Regions from separate parts of the Homo sapiens genome. Here region 2 is linked to region 1. Evidence: chromatin loops called from intact Hi-C (ENCODE). Cell type or tissue: body of pancreas. All regions are shown on one strand. Each heading gives the region's core, and the rest is flanking DNA. Links, peaks and the distances in the headings are about the cores only.

Region 1 (2,931 bases), core at 283-2,782:
GGTCTCGACCTCCTGACCTCATGATCCACCCGCCTCGGCCTCCCAAAGTGCTGGGATTACAGGTGTGAGCCACTGCACCTGGCCCAGTATCTCTTATGTGACTTTGTCAGACCTACAGGATCACTGAAGCAGTCAAGATAGACACATGTGTGCATGTGCCCACCCATGTGCATATGATCTTGAGGTTAGAGAATGATGTTCACCCATGAAGTTCCAAATAAAAGAAGAGCAGACAGGGTCAAGGACGAGTTAAAGATGGTTATCTTTTGTGAAGTTCCTGAATTTACTGAAGTTTGTTAGTGTTATAGCCTGACCGTTCGCCTATGGAGTCTTCTCTTTTGTTCTTTAAAGAGGTGATGACTATACAGTTAGCATTGGTTTTCTCATCTGCCTTATGGCAAAATAATCTGTTCTACCTTCCCCCTTTCCACCCCCTTCCTCTGTGAGTACAGGGCCCTGAGATGTGGTAAATCGCCGCTGTCCCAGAACAATCCACTGCTCTGTGTACCCTGTGGAGATCAGTTTTGGTCATAGCTGGCGGGTGCCCATTAGCAGATGGACAGTTTTACAAGTGGCAGCATTACTTCATTTCTAGCCTGTTCAGTTCAGACCCTGCAGCAGATTTAATGACTGGATGTGTGATTGCTTTAGCAATGTGTCATTTTCTCTGAAACTGAATTTGTTTTAAATGGTGTTGTAAGGTTTCAGTAGTTGTGGTGTAGGATGTTGTCAATGCATAATTGTCATGAAGCCAAGGGAAATGAATAAAATGGGTAATCCATCCAATTCTTATTAATTAGTGATAGGTTTTTAACAATATCCAGGCCACTGCTCTTTGTCTCAGTGCAACCTGTCTTCAGTGCTGTCTCACTTACAACTTCAAGGCCAGGGGGCAAGTTCCATTTAAACGAAGCTGCATAGCATGTAGCACATTTATGCTGTTTACATAGTAGTTGGTTATTTTGATGAAGGCCTAGCTATAATTTCTCTGTGGTAAGGATGTAATAAGATAATATTTAAAAACTTTAAGCAAGTTTATATTTAATTATATATCTTACTCTGTCTTGAAAGTGGGAAAAACAGATACAGAAAGTACCATAACTTTAAAAAAAAGATAGTTCAATAAGATTTCAAACAGTTAAATATATGAAATTCAGAAATAAATGCATACTTCTGAATTGCACTGGATTTAGTGTATATTGTGACTCTAGGTCAGAGTCACAGAATTAATTTGGACTTTGGGAAATACCTTTATAGGAGAGGAAATTTGTCCTTTTGTTATGACTTAATAGCAAAGAAGCTGTATTGATGTTGCAAATATGAGTTGAGGTCAAATAGTTACAATAACTGCATCCATAGCATGGTTTGGTGACTGTGAAGGATGTTATGTCAGGTGGTTAGTCAACTGATGTCCATGTGTTGAACTGATTTTTTGCTTCTGTGTGTGAGTGAGTTGCACGAATGTAAACTCCTCTACGGTTTATTCAGCTTAGATTTTTCATGAAGCCTATGCTGTTCCTTATAACAGCCCTGTAATGAGTGGTAAGCCTACTATAAAAAGGTACAGAATGCAGTCAAAGTTTACCCTTGATGGGTCACCTCTGCAGTGTTGTGCTGCATAAAGATCTAGAAGAAACAGAAGGGTATGACCAAGGCAGTGGCTTATAATGTTATTCAGATTGCTCATGGTGATAATCTACCAAACTGAGAGTAAAACAAAACACCCATCCCTGTAGGAAATAGGATATTGTTCCTTTTAGAAAAGGTACCTAATTTTTTTCTTCCTTCTCTGTCCAGCAGGGGGTAGTCTGACACCAGCATTGTTTACAAAAGGCATTGAAAAAGAGCTCTCAATCTGTAGTCACTTAGATGTCTTCCACTGGAGGAAGAGCCATCCAAACCAGGACAGATCTTGCTAGCTTGATGAATCAGACCTGCCACTCAAACATAGCATTAGATGATATTAGCACAAAGGCAACGACTCAGCTATTTTAAACTGTGTCTTAACTGCAGATAAAAGAAATGAAAGATAGCATTTAGTTTCTTGCACAAGCATCTCATGTTTGGCAGATTCACATATGCTTCTACTTCCCAGGTGTGTGTAGCTGCACTACTTTATTTCACCTCTTGAGAGTCTGCCCTTTAAGGTTGTGATGTTGGCCCCAGAGCCACCACTGCTAAATCAAATCGTTGCGCTGATGGTGGATGTCAGCATAAAAATGGGAAGGTCTTCATCCTGCTCCCTTCCTGGCAGCCTGAACTCCTGATTTGACCGCTTCTCTAGTTAAAGACGAGATAGATCCTAACGTGCAAAACTGTTCTTAGGTGTTAGAAAATTGAAAAAGTACAGCATCTGCTGATTCCTACACAACAAAGTGGTATATATATATACATATATATATATATATATACATATATATATACATATATACATATATATATACATATACACACACACACACACACACACACACACATTTGAGTGTCTAGAATTGTATTATATGGAAGCCACTAGCCACACATGACTTTAAAATTTAAATTCACTAAAATTACATAAAATTGAATGCTCAGTTCCTCAGTTGCTCTAGACACATCTCAATGCTGAATAGCCACATGTGGTGGGTGGCTACTGTATAGGACTATGCAGGAGTGAAATGTTTCCCTCCCCTCAGAAAGTTCTGTTGGACAGAACTGGACTAGGGGCAGTGTGTGGATACTTATTCGTGGTCTTTAAACTAAACCTTCCCCCCAAAAAAATCCTCATGCTACTGTCTTAATTCGTCACCTCACCTGAGTGGGAAGAGGGATGCCTGCTTTTGCAGGGTCATCCAGTCCAACTCTCCCTGTAAACTACTGGCAGTGTTAGCATGGTGATAAATGTCTGTGTCTACAGGTAACCACAGTCCCCAAATGCCGCCTTCTTTGTGACTT
Region 2 (2,931 bases), core at 196-2,695, 1.6 Mb after region 1:
TGTTGTATTTCCATATTTTAAAGTGAAACTGCTCAATACTATTAATAACAACTTAAATAGGAACACAACAAGAGCATTTACAATCCAATTATATGATTAATGAAAAATAAATTCCTTGATGTCATAAAATTCTATTTTTCAAATAGATGTATGTGTTTCCTGGAAGATAACCATGCCTTCTAAAAAATTTCTTTTCTGAAGCATGGTTTTAACAGTGACTGTTGAAAGAAAATCTGTTTAAAAATTCTAAAGATATAGGTTAGTATGTGAGTTACACTCCACAAATAAACACTAAAGAAAAGACTAAACACATTGCAAGATAAGAGACTCATAATGGGAGAATTAGGCGGCCAAAATGCAAATATAAACATTTCTTTCTTTTCTCCTTCATGTAGGCAAATGAATATGGTTAAATATGAAATTCTCTCAATTTTTCTTGTCTTTCTAGCAAAAGCTCAACTGATTCCTGAGGCATGTGGCTTTGTTCTCAACTGGCAACCCAGAAAAAGTGAACTTTTCAGACTTGTCAGGAAGTACATCTTGAACTCACCACTACCGCACACAAATTAAAAGCTGCATTCATAGAAATGCTATTTGTCAGATGCACAGTTTGCAAATAGTTTCTCTCATTCTGTGGGTTCTCTGTTTACTCTGTTGATAGTTTCTTTTGCTGTGCAGAAGCTCTTAAGTTTAATTAGGTCGCATTAGATCAATTATTTCTTTTGTTGCAATTGCTTTTGGCGTCTTTGTCATAAAATCCTTGCCCCCATTCCTATGTACAGGATGGTGTTGCCTAGGTTGCCTTCCAGGGTCTTTATAGTTTTAGGTTTTGCATTTAAGTCTTTAATCCATCTTGAGTTGATTTTTGTATATGGTATAAGGAAGGGGTCCAGTTTCAATCGTCTGCTTATGGCTAACCAGTTATCCCAGCACAATTTTATTAAATAGGGACCCCTTTCCCCATTGCTTGTTTATTCAGCATCTATAAGGAACTTAAACAAATTTGTAGGAAAAAACAAACCACCCCATTAAAAAGTGGGCAAAAGAATGAACAGACACTTTTCTGAAAAAGACACATGTGGCCAACAAGCATATGAAAAAAAGCTCAATATCACTGATCATTAGAGAAATGCAAATAAAAACCACAATGAGATACCATCTTACATCAGTCAGAATGGCTATTATTTAAAAAATCAAAAAATAACAGAAGCTGGAGAGGTTGTAAAAAAAAAAGGAGGGAACACTTATATACTGTTTGTGGGAGTATAAATTAGGTCAACCATTGTGGAAAGCAGTGTGGCAATTCCTCAAATTGCTGAAAACAGAACCACCATTAGACCCAGCAATTCCACTACTAGGTATATCTGCAGAGGAATATAAATCATTCCACTATAAAGACACATGCATATGAATATTCATTGCAGCACTATTCACAATAGCAAATATGTGGAATCAACCTAAATGCCCATCAATGACAGATTGGATAAACAAAACGTGGTACATACACACCATGAAATACCATGCAGCCACAGAAAAGAATGAGATCATTTCCTTCTCAGGGACATGGATGGAGCTGGAGGCCATTATCCTTAGCAAACTAATGAAGGAACTGAAAACCAAATACAACATGTTCTCACTTATAAGTGGAAGCTAAATGATGAGAACTTATGAACACAAAGAAGGGAACAACAAACACCGGGGCCTACTTGAGAACGGAGGGTAGGAGTAGTGAGAGGAGCCGAAAAAATAACTAATGGGTACCAGGCTTAGTACCTGGGTGATGAAATAATCTGTACATCGACCCCTCATGGCATGAGTTTACCTATGTAACAAACCTGCACATGTACCTCCAAACCTAAAATAAATTTTATTTTAAAAAAGAAGTGCCATTTGTATACAGCTGCCTACATTGTATGTAGCTCCAGTTTTTGTGATATCTACCTGATGATTAGGTTAGACTACGAGACCTAAGCTGAGTCTTCTCCTTCTCATCACTTGCAGGATTTTTCATCACACACATAACTAATTTGTCGATGTCAGTTTCAGTAAAAAATTGTAAGTTTGATGAGGGCAGGAGGCTATGGCTCTTGCTCACTACTATTCTACTGTTCCATTTCCTGCCTGTTGCAGAATACAGAGGACACATTAAATAGATGACTACTGAATGAATAAACTTTAGACTTGCTTTCACTGACTTTTGCTTTCTCAAGATGCTACAACTAGTTTTTATTATACTTACACGTGTGTTTACCATAGGCTATAGTTAAGAAACATATTTCCTGGGATTACACAGTGTTCTATTACAACCCAGGAGATAAATTTCCTATAAGCCTGAATACCCTGAAATAGTTGCATATCTCCTGAGAAATCTATTTATTCTCTTGATGTTGACTCTGTGTATCTTGGAATTGTTTCCATCTTTGTATTGGCTGCTAGAGAGCTAAAACCTAAATCTGCAGCCCAAGTCTCACAGGCACATAGGGGTTCACAATAGGCATTTGGTTCCACAGTTACTCTTTTCTCCACCCTTCCCTCCTTCTCTGGCTTTCCTTTGGCTTTCATTTCCCTCACTTAGTTTTAAATCTATTTTATGTATCTTTGTAAGTCACCTTAATTTCTTTTTGAAACAAGGTAGGACACAAATAAATTGATTTTTTCCCTTCATGATAGAAGTTATTAACTTTGCTGAAGAGGAGAGTGGGCCAAGGAAGACAAAATATAGACTTCAGCAATGTATGGCTGATTTTAAGAGACCTTGGGGATACCTTGTGAAGAGAAGATACTATTTCTAACCCACATTGTATGGTTTTAGTTTTATGTAGAGCACAAGGCAATTGTACAATGTCAACCCTTTTTATTATGTTATATCATTATGTTAATGCTACAAAATATCTAAAAATTAAAAAAGAAACAAAGGAATGTAACTGGACC

The links. A loop is a pair of places that touch in the nucleus more often than their neighbours do. Peaks named below come from ENCODE experiments on the same cell type or tissue, not always from the same donor. Only the 100,000 strongest peaks of a DNase experiment are listed, where the experiment ranks them.
Region 2: it touches region 1 in a loop (4-fold over the local background); 45 of 110 quality-filtered maps call a loop at or near these places.

What each region holds. Positions count from the first base shown.
Region 1 is chr6:99,118,494-99,121,424 of GRCh38, reverse strand. No RefSeq gene overlaps it. Among named protein-coding and RNA genes, the nearest start is that of MIR548AI, 4.6 kb to the left of the region's middle. In body of pancreas, for the core only: a CTCF peak has its summit at 1,804 (motif pointing right); no DNase peak of the experiment used is centred there.
Region 2 is chr6:97,503,458-97,506,388 of GRCh38, reverse strand. All of the region lies in intron 1 of LOC101927314 (a long non-coding RNA gene), which reads right to left. Among named protein-coding and RNA genes, the nearest start is that of MMS22L, 220 kb to the right of the region's middle. In body of pancreas, for the core only: no CTCF peak of the experiment used is centred there; no DNase peak of the experiment used is centred there.